Linked DNA regions of Homo sapiens: region 2 is linked to region 1. A link is an interaction called in ENCODE POLR2A ChIA-PET data of the cell type or tissue named here. Cell type or tissue: OCI-LY7. All regions are shown on one strand. Each heading gives the region's core, and the rest is flanking DNA. Links, peaks and the distances in the headings are about the cores only. Region 1 overlaps DMD (dystrophin). Region 2 overlaps DMD (dystrophin).

Evidence for each region. Peaks named below come from ENCODE experiments on the same cell type or tissue, not always from the same donor. Only the 100,000 strongest peaks of a DNase experiment are listed, where the experiment ranks them.
Region 2: POLR2A ChIA-PET joins it to region 1 with 14 read pairs; 1 of 35 experiments calls an interaction of 5 or more read pairs at or near these places.

The regions. Positions count from the first base shown.
Region 1 is chrX:31,321,486-31,329,286 of GRCh38, reverse strand. It overlaps DMD (dystrophin), which reads left to right. Exons shown (of 79, transcript NM_004006.3): 62 at 5,629-5,689. Among named protein-coding and RNA genes, the nearest start is that of FTHL17, 250 kb to the right of the region's middle. In OCI-LY7, for the core only: no CTCF peak of the experiment used is centred there; no DNase peak of the experiment used is centred there; H3K4me3 peaks cover 820 bases; H3K27ac peaks cover 362 bases.
Region 2 is chrX:32,444,697-32,452,497 of GRCh38, reverse strand. It overlaps DMD (dystrophin), which reads left to right. Exons shown (of 79, transcript NM_004006.3): 27 at 3,860-4,042. Among named protein-coding and RNA genes, the nearest start is that of MIR3915, 140 kb to the left of the region's middle. In OCI-LY7, for the core only: no CTCF peak of the experiment used is centred there; DNase peaks (open chromatin) are centred at 3,317 and 3,927; H3K4me3 peaks cover 923 bases; H3K27ac peaks cover 3,004 bases.

The DNA of each region.
Region 1 (7,801 bases), core at 2,440-6,439:
GAGTCCAGCCATTCTCATAGCATCTGCTATGATTCTAGTACTTATGGTCTTGTCCTTTCACTTGCATTTCAGTGAAAAGAACCAAACTTATGCTGATGCAAATACCTGTACACAAATGTTGATACCAGCTTTATTCATGATTGCCAAATGCTAATCAGTCTATGGGCCTCTGATTTTCACTGCATAAAATATAGACTAATCTGTTTATCATTCATGCTGATGAATGGTGGATAAATGGTCTAGCTAAGAATGAAAGATCTGTTGTATAGATGTCATTGGTCTAGGAAGACAGAGATGTAGAAAGAAGTACCATAAGCCCAGGCAGTTAGATACTATTCAAAGGCATTTCTCTCTGCCATACTTTATACTACATGTGGCACATTAACAGTAGTTAGGAGTGGATTCAAGGCTGCAGATAAATGCTGCCCAGGTGAGAGAGAAAGAATTGGTTCCACAATTAACCATCATTCAGACAACACATCATAGCTATGTGATTACAAACATTATTTGTGTGGTGATTAACATTTTACAAAGCAATTTCATATTGATTTCCTCATTTTATCCTGACAACATTTTGGTGAGGGAGATATCATTATTCCCATTGGAATATAAGGAAAATAAGGCTTAGGCAGGAAAAAGACTAGCTTAAGATCATGAAGTGATAGGGGAGTCAGGACTCAAATCCAGTTCTTCTGAATCTGTACTCTGGACATTTTCTGCTATATCCAGCTCCCTCTCAAGATGCTGGATTGGGCTTTGAAATAGAAAGCCAACATCCTGAGTGCCTTTCTAAACTCTGAGTTTTACAGTCTATCAGGGGAAGAGGAGAGTGTGAGAGGAATGTTCCCAAATAATCTACTGTATCAAGCAGTATATCTAACTTGCTTTGAGAATTATGCCAACTAAATACTATTGACCTGCAGAAAATTGATTTTTCTCTTTACACTTATATCAATAAAGAGAGGCTTCTGCTGCCATAAGTGTAATTTATGTAAAATGTTTTTAAAACATTCATAGCCTTTAATCAAGTAAATATACTTCTAGGAATTTTGCTTTAAAAAAGTAACTAAAATATGTGCAAAGATTTATCTACAAAGATGTTCACTGTGGCCTTACTTAGAACAGTGAAAAACTGGAGACAACTTATATGTTCCCAAAGAGGGAATTTATTCAATAAATCATGGTACATCCATAAGTGGGAATTTTTTAGCAATGAAAAATCTGTTGTAACCCTACAAGCCCACTCTTAAGCATTCATCTTAGAGAAATGAAAACTTATGCTTATGCAAACACCTGTACACAAATGTTGATACCAGCTTTATTCATGATTGCCAAATGCTAAAAGCAACCTAATGTCTTTGAACAGGTGAATGGATAACTAAGCTGTAGTACACCCATATAATGGCATACTACTTAGCAATGAAAAGAAACAAATCGTTGATACAGCAATATGGATTATGCATTATGCTGAGTGAAATAAACCAGTATCAAAAGGTTACATACTGTATTTATATGACATTCTGGAAAAGACAAAACAAGTCTAGTAGATCCTCCCTAATGCCTTTTGTTCAACCCCAGAGGTGAGTTTTCTATTTTACCTCCAGTGATTGCTGTATCGGTTATTTATCTAAACTGTCCCCACTTTTTTGACCCACCTATGTTATCAAACTCCAAATCCACCAAGTATGAGAAAAGTAGAGAGATGAATGAAGGTATTTGTGTTGGAATTCCAGAAAGTGCTCTTTTGGCATGTCTTAAAATAACATTAGCATTCTTTTTAATTTTCTGGTTAGGCCCCTATGTTGATTAAAATATGACTTAACACCAGGGTGCATCACTTGGAACATTCTGTTCATCATGCATTTAAAAACGGCTGAAATAACAACTTCCCCTAAATAATGTGGCCTGTGCTTGTGATTTTCAAAACTACCTTGGGCACAATATTGAATCCTGTCACCTCAAGGAAGGAAAAGCATTTGAAGATAGAATTGCTACCCTTTCTTGCTCTTAATAACATACTGTGTCTGTAACACAAAAGGAAATTCAGAGGTTGGTTTTGCAATAAATAAATGCATGTGTAGTTTGCTATCTAAATTCAGTGGACAATACCCCATGATGCTGGTGCCGTATGATAATGGTTGATTTGTACATTCAAGAATCTGAATCACAAAGCTGCCCTGGAATTACACGTAGTGGTTATAAGCACATCTGTATAAGAAAATACCAAAGGACAACCCGGTGTCATATAGAAACTATTTGCCGATAAATTTGCTTTTGATGGGCTACTAAAAATGGACACATCAGGCATAAAAGATGTGTGTGTCTATTACGTAGGCTAGCTTTATGAAGAATGACAAGCTTCCACTGGTACACTGAGATAAGAAACAGCTGTTGTTGGCATCAGTACTGCTACAAGAAATGAAAAAATTCTGTGGCACACTTGTGAGCACTGCCACATATTTGATCAACTTTTGAATAGATGGAAGACCAGAATCATCTGGCAGCCCCAAATGAAATTGTCGACAACCCTTAAGAATCTCTTGAGAAGGAGCACTGAACCCAATTCCGTAGAACTATCATCCAATTGTGTGTTATTTCTAAAGCAAGTAGTTCCAGTGTGTGTGTATGTGATTATGATGGGGCAGGGAAGGAATGAGGGGAGGCTGTTGTTATTTTCCTTTTTTTTTTTTTTTTTATTGTGTCAAGGACATTTTTGAGCATAAAATTGTAAGGTTTCAAACAATGACTGCAAAGCAGTTGCTTAGGTGAATTTATAAACTGTGAATCAAAGGGGAAAAACATCTTTCAGAAAAAAAATACACTGAATCTCACCATTGGACCTATTTGATGGCTACACATAAGACAAAAAGCTTTTTTAAGGAAAATAAATGAACACTTAAGAACTGCAATTACAAAAGCTTGAAATTTCATATTGATCTAGAATTTATAATATTTTTAAAATTCTTTAAAAATATTTTCAGCTATTTAGTTCAAGCATATTCTGATAACTTCTCTGACATTTAATTGAAAATTTTCCCCTTTTAATGTAAACATAAAAAGTCAACTCTAGATACCCTACGTAGGTCTTCCCATTAGCTCAGCCAGGCAACGCCAATTTTCCTCTGTCTCTCGCTGCTTAGAGGTTGTTTCTTTCAGGCCGAAAGCCCCTAAGCCAGGCCAGGCAGCCAGCAGCCCTCTCCAGCACACTTCTTTCTGAGAGACGCCTAAGAATAGTGTAGGAAATCCAAAGTGATTCTTCTGCTATCAGAGGATGGTCTAGCATCCTCCAAATTAGAAAGAATTTCTGGACCACTAGAATGATAAAAAAAAAAAAAAACTAGAAAGGTATAATAAGAGAAATTGTGAGGCCTCAGCCCATAGATACCTTTAAGGAAAGAATAGCCATTCTTTTCTCAGTTTAGGTATTCACAGGCTTGGCATTCACAGCCAGTGAGGGCTGGACCAAGAGCTCTCTGGAGTTCTCTTCTTCCTTTTATGATGCTGGTATTTTAAGAAGAAGGTACACTGAGCAGCCAGGAGCTATAATTTCTGGCTCTCCACCATGTTTCCTGCTATAGAGGGCTAGCTTTTTAATATTTCCATAACAACAGACTCTGACCAGATAGGTCAGGAAGTCTAGCCCATGGTTTGTTTGTTTGTTTGTTTGTTTTTCAGTTGGAGTTTTGCTCTTGTCGCCCAGGCTGGAGTGCAGTGGTGCGATTTCAGCTCACTGCATCCTTTGCCTCCTGGGTTCAAGTGATTTTCCTGCCTCAGTCTCCCGAGTAGCTGGGATTACAGGCACCTGCCACCATGCCCGGCTTTTTTTTTTTTTTTTTTTTTGGTATTTTTAGTAGAGATAGCGTTTCCTCATGTTGGCCAGGCTGGTCTTGAACTCCTGAACTCAGATGATCTGCCTGCCTCAGCCTCCCAAAGTGTTGGGATTACAGGCGTGAGCCACCACGCCTGGCCTTAGCCCATGTTTTTAAATCAGATCTTATTTACTCTGTGAACTTATTTGGACAGGAGAGCTGCATCCTACAGAAGAAAAAAGGACAAGAGAAGAGTTGGGAAGAGAATGAGAAAGGCAAAGATGGAAAGGGAAGCAGGGAAGGCAGGAGGAAGGGAAAAGAAAGGAATAGAGAAAGAAGGACAGAAAGAAATGGAAAGTCAGAGACTACTTCAAAACAGCAGCTAAATGTCTTTTTTCTCTGTATTAAAAATTTCCGTCTGCCAAAATGAAAAAGCATAATTACCGGCCAAATACAAATCCATTTCCTATATCGTTTAAATGACATATCTCCAAGGTACAAAACAGCATGTCTGGTTAAAGGTTGGGTGATTTGATCCCTCTATTACTCTATATAAAACAAAGAAGCTGGAGTTTCATTACGCTTAAATTGTCTGGCAGTGGGTGAAGTTAACTTTTATTAGAAGCTGTTCTTTCATATTATACAGTGTAGTCGAGGATATATTAGCTTTGACGTTTTCTTACATCTCAATACACTGCGGAGTGAATTTACTGTGAGACTAATTTAAAAGGGAGTTTTTCATAGGAGGAAATAATGGTCAGCATCAGCTGTGCTTCAAATTATTAGCAGAATGAAAATTCAGGGGAAAAAGTATAGACACATAAAGTTGCTAGATATTAATAAGAATGCGTCTTTTATTTCTGTTTCTGATAATATTCTGTGTTTCTTAAAGCTCCAGTGTCTTAAAACTATATTCAGGAGGAAGATTATATTGTTGAGGAAATGTTATAGTGCCTCCTCAACAAGATTATTTTGTCTTAAAGAAAGAAAAAAAACCATCAGATCAAACAGTATATAAAATATATTTGTAGAGGTTCAGCTTTAGGGAAGAAATCCTACAACTTAAGCCTGAAAAAAAAAAAAACAATGCAAAGATCATTCATTTGACCAATACACAGTGAAGTCATAATAAAACAAATTCCTAGTATGTGAAATGAAATTTCACGTATAGGATTCATCACTCATAACAAAAGTCTTATTACGCTCTGATATCAGTAGACATTCCCTCACTTTTGGTCACCTTTTCTAATAAGATCACACTGGTCAGCTGACATTTTGAGGCACCAAATTAAGCATCTATTTGGTAAGTGAATTTGGATTCTCTTTAAACCAATAAAGATAAAAACAACCATATCAGAGTGATAAGCATATTACTTTAGCTTCAATAACTTAGAATGTAAATATATCACAGAGGGATATTTCAGCTACTGAAATAATAAAATCCAGTCAGTCAAATAGTAAAAAATATTGAGAACCAGCAACAGGAAGTATTATAAAAAAAAGCACTCAAGGGAGACACATACAAGAAACCCCGTCAGTCTACTCATTCAGTTTCTTATCTGTTCTATAGGTTTAGCAGTGGAAATGTTTGTGGGTTTTTTTTTTCTTCGCATTTATCTTTGTGCCTGAATGAGTTCAGTTTCGCTTAGATTAGGACAGAAATTTCAGAACAGCAGGTTAATCCATCCTGTCTTCATGGGCAGCTGAGCAAACAGACCAATATCAGTGTAAAATTGTAATTCTGGAGATTAATGTTGTCTTTCCTGTTTGCGATGAATTTGACCTCCTTGCCTTTCTTTTTTTCCTCCCTTCTTTTCAGCGTCTGTCCAGGGTCCCTGGGAGAGAGCCATCTCGCCAAACAAAGTGCCCTACTATATCAAGTAAGTTGGAAGTATCACATTTTTAAAAGAGCATTTATTGTGACTAACCTGTATATTCACAAGTGAGTTTATTTTTAAAATGCGACATTAGCCTGGCCTACAATACCTGTGTCTTTTTTTTCCTGAGGAAGCTTGGATAAAAAACTTATTCTAAAATTACCATTGTAAATTTGCTGATGCAATGGGGAACGACTTTTAAGAAAAGTTTATTTAATGCAGGATATATGGTGTGTTTTGTGACAGAGGGGGCGGATTTTTCACAATAGAACCAAAAGCTCCAGATAATTTTATTGATAGTGGGAGTCAATCTTTGCGAGAACAATTTCTTTTATTTAGGGGTTTTCTCACATTTCTTCTTCCGTCAAAGATAGAAGATTTCCGCAGTTATATGTACACAACTGTTTTGGGTGAATGAATACTACATGTTTCCAAAAGGCAGAAAGCAGCAGTCCTCGACTCGTAGGGCTTAGTTGTTCATTCTTGATACATAACACTCAGTATTTGTCACCTAACAACAGAAAGATACTGTTTTCTGGAAACATTTGTGCCAGTCAAAAGAATACGAGTGCTTGGAAGCACCTTCTGTAGTATTTTGCATGAAATATAAATGACAATACATTGGGTCAACGTGGAAGAGAGAGGAGAGAGGATATTGAGTGATTACGATACCTTCACAGTCTCTCATCCATTGTGCACTAGAGTCTAACTTAAATTTAACTTTGAATTGGAAACCTCAACAACAATTACAATTTACTGGGTTCATAAAATAGTCCTCGATACCAACCGAAGTCTTTGAACTTGCTTCTGCCATGAGTCTGACTAAAAATATTAGATGTTTTCCCATTTTTTTCCGCCTGCCATCTTTTATCGAATCTGTTTTTATTCTTTCACTGTCCATCAATTCTTCTTAATTCGGTTCTAAAGCAATAACAGCAGTCCTAGATCTTCATTACTACAGTCCTCAAGAAATTTGATTTTATGCCTCTATTTTGTTAACTCAGAAAAATGGGAGTGAAGGTAGTCTTTTGACTCTTTCAGGAGAAATACATACTTTAGGAAACGGTTTACCATTTGTCTTATTACATTTTTCCAGATGAGGTATCTCTTAACTTGAAAATTCTTTTTTAGTATGTTTGATTCTGCTTTTTAGTTTTCATATTTTATGAATTTAATTTTATTATTGTTATATTTAATTCATTAGTCACTCAAAACTGTACATTTTAAATACCTATTTAAATCACATGCTTTATTAAATAATATATTGCTGTAGACATGCACTGTATATTACCTTACATCCACTGTATATTTTATGGAACAATTTTCTTCAAACTCTAGACAGTGATTTCCTACATCAGTGTCTTTGTCCTCACAAATTTTTATTTCCGACTAAGATGTTTGAGACCTGCTACTTCTTCAACCAATTCATAAAGCTCTCACTTTTATCCAATTCCTTTATGAGCTGAAATAAAGACTCTTTTTCTCCTTTCATAGATGAGGTTTTAGGATCACTGGAGAATTCAAGACACCTTTAAGCTATTATTCTCCAAATGACTACTTGTTTGGGGCTCACTAGAGGTCTCACATGGATTGCTAGGGTCTCCCCGGTCCCATTGTCCTTTCCCTATATATTCATCTTCTCCCTGATGTTACTTCTACTACAAGAGATCCCAGTACATTGCTGTGAGGGAATGGAAATGAACTCCGTCCAAAAAATAATAAAGAGACAAATTCCAGAAAAGCTGTAATTCCCTTCTGTGTATTAGTCTCTTGCTGTTTCTCAGTGGAATTAGAGAGCAGCTACATATCCTATTTGTCCAATGCTCCTTCATGTACCTAAAGACCATGGTGATGGTATTGATAAGGGCACAGATCTATGAATAAGAAAACTTCAATTTTAGTCCTCCAGTCTAGTCTTAGAGGCTCTGTCATTAGGCGACTGTATGGCTTTAGGCAAGTCACTTAACCTATAAAAATCTTGGTTTCTTTCTTTTTTTTTTTTTTTTTTTTTTTTTTTGAGATGGAGTTTCACTCTGTTGCCCAGGCTGGAGTGCAGTGGCCCGATCTCGGCTCACTGCAACCCCTGCCTCCCGGGTTCAAGCAATTCTTTCGTCT
Region 2 (7,801 bases), core at 1,767-5,766, 1.1 Mb before region 1:
TCCTTTCCTTTCCTTTCCTTTCCTTTCCTTTCCTTTCCTTTCCTTTCCTTTCCTTTCCCTTTCCCTTTCCCTTTCCCTTTCCCTTTCCCTTTCCTTTCCCTTCCCTTTCCCTTTCCCTTTCCCTTTCCCTTTCCCTTTCCCTTTCCCTTTCCCTTTCCCTTTCACTTTCACTTTCACTTTCACTTTCACTTTCCCTTTCCTTTTCCTTTCCTTTCTTTTCCATTGTGTGTCACTCATATGGCCTTTTCTCTTGTATCTCAATTCCTTTCTCACTGCGTCTATTTATATATGGCCACTACCTCAGATCCGTAAGTAGATACTATAGAGTCATTTGTGTTCAGCTGCTCTGATTATCCCTGGGTTCCTTTGGTTCAGTGCCTCTTCTGGCCCTCTTCCCTCTCCCTATGAGCGATTTGCCTATGTCACCAACAACCCAGTCAGATCTCTCTTATTTTCCTGTGCTCTAGAGTAAACTGTCTCAAATTTTTAAAATTTGAAAACCATCCTTGAAATGAGTGTTCCAACAAATTTGTCTACATTGATTGACATGTTTTGATAATTGGTCTAGCTACAAAATTGGTTTAGTATGGGGGTGATAGTAAAAAGAGGTAAACTCTGGAAGCCTCTGGCAACAACCACTGGAAGAGTTGGCAGGAAGATTTCATTTCTTGAGTTTTCAGCCTGCTACTCAAGACAGTTTCTTTAAGGCAACTTCACTACCTGGAGGTTAGCAATAGTACCTTGTCCAGACTTCTACCTGTGCTCATTTGATAGCTAATTTTTCTTTATTGTCAGAAGATACTAACAGACCTATTTTGACATCTCTCCCTGATACTCAAAGAAGAAATAGAGACCCCCCCTTCTGTTTATGTTCTTTCCTGTGTTTTACCTGAAAATGGAAGTGCTGTTTTAATAACTTATTTTTCCCCTGAAAAGGAAAGTTTTTTTGACATAAAAGAACCCAGGGTACAGTTTGATAAACAACCTCTGACTTTAAAACTTTTATGGAGATCAGCAATCACTATATGGTAAAACTTTATACTAAAACCCTTTGAAAAACACTCTGGAAAGTTATTAACTGGTTTTATTTTTTTTTAATTTTTACTCTATTATAACTCTAGTACTAGTGCTTACCAGAACTTACACATAAAGTGAGAATAGTAAATACACAAATAAATTTGTATAATCACTACAGCAGTGATTCCTGCATCTGAATGGACATCAGAATCACCTGGAAGTCTTGTTTAATACACAGAGTGCTGGGCCCTGACCCCAGAATTTCTGATTCAGTGAGTCTTGGGTGAGGCCTGTAGTTTTTCATTTTTAACAAGTTTGAGTTTGATACCAAAGAACAAGTTGCAGAGTGATTCCAAGGGTGCTCACTTTAAGAAGCACGGGTGTGAAATCCTAGCAATGAAAGATGGCAGAGCATATCATAGTTAGATTCATGGAAAGAAACAAGAGCCACCGTTTTTATGAGGATTTGTATAGAAACTGTACCAGTCATTTAGCTTTCTACCTTTTCTCCTAGTAGAGAAATTCATCATCATCTTCTTTCCTCATATGTACCTGGATTAATAAATTTTGCTGTTTGTTCTTCGAACCTTTCCCAAGATCTGAGCCTCTTATTAAACCAAGAATATATGAAGTCTAAAAACCATGGAAAGAAGTGTTCTTCATTCTACATTTTTATATAGTTGCTTGGGTTATTTATAATGAGCATAAATTGTAATTTTATTCATTAGACTGACTACAGCATGCTCCTTCTTCAGCTCATGGAACATTTGAGACCCGCTTAACAGAAACTATGAGAAAGAGAGGATATAACTCTGAGGATGATTTCCTTAAACTCTCTGAACCTCAGTTTTCTAATGTCCAATATAGAGGTAACAAAACACATCCGAGAAGGTTTGGGTAAAGATCTAATGAGGTAGCACTTATGACATGGCTGGCACAGAACACAGTAGCACATATTAAATGATGAATGGTAATCAAACTTGTTGATTATACTATAATTACTAAAGTCAAAATGCAATTTGTGTAAAAACAATCTCTATGCTCAGTGATGCCAAAAAGCTGATTTATTTAGAATATTGAACTAAAGATTTCAATCAATTAAAATCGGTGAAGTTAAGCATTCTATAGACAAAACAATTTGCATTTTCTGACATAATGCATACTTTTAAGGAATTGTGGGACTAAATCCAAAGGAGTAGGGTGATTATGCTGACACATACAAAGGCATTTTATAGCTGACCTTATCCATATCCTGCCAATAAGCCCTTACCTTAACCACCGCATTGTATGCAGGCCCAACTTCTACATTATAGAACCTGAGTTCCTTTACTTGAGGGCTTTCTGTGGCCACTGAATCCCACTTTTGCACTTGTGTGGTAGGCTTGCAAGTACTGGGAAATTAACATTTCCCCAACAGCCTTTAACAATTAGGGAAGATGATACAGAAATAATACCCCAATTTCTTCACCCCTGAATGGGATAACCCGCAGGCATATATTTCTCAGGGCTTTCTAACAGGATTAAACTCTAGTCATTAACAGTGTTTGCTGGGATTAATAAGTATGCCCATATGGATGTCTCTTCCCTTTCTTGTCTCAATTCCCCATTCAGCTACCAGAATTTCTTTTACATGGCACACATAAATAAACTACTTATATTTGAAAGCTAATGTCAGGTTTGACCCCTGGAGGAACACAGACTAAAGATACAGTGTGTATGTGTGTGTGTTTCTAAAATACATGTACGCATTTGAAGTTAAGGAGTGTAAATGTCTCCCAACCGAAGACCACCACCAACTCTCTTGTAGCTGAACAAGTTGGGTTCATTATTTTTTGCAATGAGGGAGAATACACAACATGGAGGCCAGGGGGTGCGTGTGGATGAAAAAAAAAAAAAACATTGTAGGATTTGTGCTTGTGTTAGGGGATTTGAGGGAGGGTTTAAAAGCTTTACTTTGGATTGCTTGTCATTAGTGTGTAGGGATAGCTATATGGGTATCGTATCTTGTCCAGAAGGAGAGAAGACCAGAATGAGGCTAAAGTTGCAATTAATAAAGAAACGGCGTTCGTTCATATTAACCAGGATAGGAGAGTGTTGGGCGTTTTGTGGTTTGGGTAATGTTGATGTTTTTGTCTGGATTCAGACATGATTATGGAATGATCTTGTCATGGTCTTGATCCATTATGGAAACAAAGTGGCCTTTTCCAATGTTGAAATTCTGTGAAACAGTTTATTTTCCACTTGAGAAGACCAAGGCATAGCTGGGTGTCAGGCCAGCTTCTGATATCAGCAGCTCCTTTTTTGGTTTCTCTTTCTCTCATGTGTTTTCAATTCTCGAACGAAACTTTCTTTTATCAAAATATGTTCCTAAATATAGCATCAAGGGGACCTTTCTATGTTAAGTATCCTTTAACTTAAATAATGATATTTGTGATGGTTTCAATATTATTCATCCAAGTAATTTATAAGTGATTTCAATTCTAGACTGCCAAATATTTTTTAACCTAGTTAATATTGAAATATTTGTTTCTTGCCTTTTCCAAACAATTGTATTTATATCAATGTGTATATATTTGACCACAAATCCATACCTCCATGCAGACTACTTTTCAGTCTATTCTTGTTACAGATCTGTTGTATTCTTATAATAAATTATTTCTTTAACTTTCCAATTTCAACTAAACTTAAATTTATGGAAGAGACTGGAGTTCATATTAGATTTATTTTTGTAATTCTCATTCTAACTGGGATGTTGTGAGAAAGAAATTATATGATTCATAGAAATGCATTTTGGATGTAAAGTTATTTTCATGCTATTAAGAGAGCATTCTTTATTTTTCAGAGAGCTAAAGAAGAGGCCCAACAAAAAGAAGCGAAAGTGAAACTCCTTACTGAGTCTGTAAATAGTGTCATAGCTCAAGCTCCACCTGTAGCACAAGAGGCCTTAAAAAAGGAACTTGAAACTCTAACCACCAACTACCAGTGGCTCTGCACTAGGCTGAATGGGAAATGCAAGACTTTGGAAGTCAGTTGCTTTTCTTGGTCTTTGTCAATGATATGTCAATACATGGTCATATGTGAGGCATAGTGGTTAAGAACATGGATACCAGTGCAAAACAACTTTGGCTTGAATTCCTCATTCAGGCACTTATAAGTTGTATGACTTTGGGCCATTTGCTTAACTTGTGTAAACCTGTTTTCAATCTGTCAACTAGACATAATACATAATTCATAAGTTGTTGAGAAAATTAAATGAGCTATTCTCTTTAAACTACTTAGCCTAGTACTCAATATATGTGAGTAGCTATGCTTCTAATTCTCATTACTATTATTAGGTCATAAAATCCTATAAATTTTCTCCAGATTTATAGACAATGATCTTTATTTTTTCTTATTTTTGTATGTACATAAACTTATTTAAGTATCTTTGGGGAAAAGCATTCTGTAGAGAAGTATGTTTTTACTACAATTGTCTTTAGTAATTGCCGTGCCCCATAGAGTTCTTTGTTAGACATGTTACCTAACCAGCTCTATATTTTTTGATGGTTTGCATTATATTTATGTATTATCACAACTTCTGCTTTAACTTTTATGGATGGGCCTTACTGTCTAGATTATGCTTATCTGAATTTAGATAAAGAAAGCAGGTGCCTCAAATGATGGCCATGTAATTGCATCAAAAATAAGCTATGACCTTTCTTATGAAAATACTGTGCCAAGGGGCACAAAACTTTATCCACTACAAATGCTGATGCTGCCAGACATTGCACATGAGTTGGACTTTAAGCCCCCTTCCCTCACACAGACTGAGTTATTTTGGTGAATATGGTTAATAAAGTGTTCAGGTACCTCTTTACTTTTGAAAAACATTATTTAGTTTGCTTCCTATGTTGAGGGTTTGATATTTAAAGAAAGATACGATTCAGATCAATAATAAAGTACACCTTTAAAAATATTTTAAAATGTATTTGTAGCTAAAGTACCCCATATATTCCCAATACAGTATTATCATTTTCCAATTGTAAAATGTGATCCGAGTTTCTCCATTATCAGTTCTAAGCTCTTCTTTACTCATCCTTATTCTTTTCTTTTAAATGCAATTCACTCCTCAGACTCTTGAAAAGTGCCTTCTATATGTCAGGAAATATTACAGTTTCTGAGGATATAATGACGTATCTTATGTATCAGTGTTATGTGAGTGCTATATAAAATATAACAAAGAATGGGAAGGGAAGGGATCTGATGGCACTGTACATGTCTCAAGAAAACCACAATTAATTCACTAACATGTTACAATAGGGAGGGACTTTTTGTACCCAGGAAATGCTTTCTGACAATGTTTAAATAAAACACCTACTATTACTTTCTTATGTTCTTAATGTCCTTAAATAAGCATCATTGTTCCCTATTATTCATGTTGTTCATTTAAATGATACTCCGTGATTCATTAGAAATTTATATTGGAGTACATTTTCCGAAGGGATTTTCTTAAGTTTTCGTATTAATAACAAACTTTTCAAGACCAATTATTGGATTATTTTTCCATTTCCTTCTCATGTATAATAACATTTCTAACATTCCCTATTCATATTGAAGTTATCAAATTATTGAGTTCCATTTTAGTCCTTTTTCACTGGTTTGGAATATGTACTTTATTTTATCTTATAAATATTTCTCTATACCTCTCTAACAATAATATGGTGGAAACATTAGCATAGTTTAACTCTGAACCTACCTCTTCCGTTTTCCGCGTTATTGTTGCCTCATATTTCATTTTCACCTTATTTCCCCCAAATTAGTCCATATAATTGCTGTTGCTGCTGCTGTTGTTTTAACTATTTCATATAATATTTATTTAGATTTACCGATGCTATTTTCCCAGTTTTTGTGATCAGTTTTGCCTTTTGTTCTTCCCTTTGCTTCTGTGTTCAGTTTCTTTCTTGCTCTTTCCTTGAGTGTGAGTAGCAAATGTGTTCAGATTTTACATATTGAAAATGCCTTTATTTTGCCCTGAGTATTGGATAATGATGCAGTTGAGCAGGAAATTATGTAAGGACAGGTTTTTTTTTTTCCTACAACACTGAAAATATTATTTGTCTTTTGAAATTTTTTGCCTTTAGGAAATCTGCTGTCAAGTTATTGTTTCTTTATCATTTTCTCTGGTACCTTTAAATTTTCTCTTCGTCCTGTCTGCTCTGCAGTTTCACCCTATTTTGTCTTCTACAGTTTCACTCAACTTTGTCTGTGTGTAAATTTGCTTTCATTTATACTTTGTCACCTGGTGTGTTAATTAGAACAGATACGTTATTTCTTTAGTGGTTCTGCATTGTCTTTGTGAAGATTTTCTTTTTCCCAATCTCTTCATTCCTTCCTAAGGGAAAACTTTCTTAGAGCTATTAAGACTATCCCCTTCTTATATTCCAGTTACTGGTTTCCCTTTAATATTTTCTATATTCTTATCTCTATCTGCTCAATTTTGGATACTTTTCTAAAATCTGTCTTCCAACTCTCAAATTCTCGCTTCAGCTGCCTGTGGCGTAATTTATCCTTCAATAGAGAAATAGTCTCATCTTTGTCTGTATATATATTTATCTCTCTACATTTATGTATGTGTGTTTATATTTTTTCAAAAAACATATTTTCCATTTCTCAATATTTTATTGAGTTGTTTCACAAATCTGTTCTTTGTTATGGTTTTCTTCTTTTTTGTGATTAATTCTATGTATTCCTTTAAACAACTTAAACAGATACCATCTGTTTGACTGAAATGTTTCAACTTAATGAGTAATAAACATGACACCGTCTTATTTTTCCAATAACTACACCCAACTCTGTCAAATTTCACCTTCTGCCTGGTAGTTGGCTTCTTTAACAATATTTCTCTGGGATCTCATTACTTTTTATTCACTTTTAGTTATTAAAATGTACTCTAATTTAAATTTAAATATCATAACTTAATCAAATATTTCACAAGTTTAGATTAATCTGTTGCTTCAGCAATTTATACAGACGCAGGAGTGAGAATAAATGGTCTCACAGTCTCCTCCTCCATCCCAGTTTCTGGATACAGATCTACTGTCGATATAAGGGAGGGTGAAGAGGGAAAAATACTCTCTTCATGTGAAAGTCCTTTTTTTGCTGCTCACAACTGCTGTTCCCTTTTGTTAAAACCCACACACATCTATAATGCCTAGTCTGTTGTCCCTCTTCTATATATTATCACCACTGACCTGGCTCGTTCTCTATAGACTTGATTCGCTCTGTTGAGGATCCAGATTGGCCTTATTCATATGAGCTTTGAACCCCCCAAAAAAGATCTCCTAGGCTTTTATAGTACCTCGTAGTGTTTAACAAGAATTTCAAGCTGACGCTTGTCAACAGCTTTACACAAACTGCTCTTGAATATTATGTCTTTTTAACCAATGCTTTAGTGATGCCCTGGAGTCTAATTTACCTACCATATCTCAACTCAGAGCCTATGGGCACTGGAAGTACCTATACTCCGTACCTTTCAGGAATGAGAAGTTTGAAAGAGTTGTTTTTGATTCCTTCTTGGCCATACCAACAGCTCAACAGGAAATGAATACCAACCACCCCTTCCTGAATATATCCACCCAGTAGATGAGTGGTTTTGTTTTAGATCCTGTAAATAAAATGATTCAGATGAGTTTACCCTACCTATCCCCATAAAAGGGTGAGAAAGAAGAATTGCCTAACTATTCAAACTCTCTTCACCTCACTCCCCTCAAGTCTCCGTCAGCTCTCTCTGTTTAAACCAGGGCTT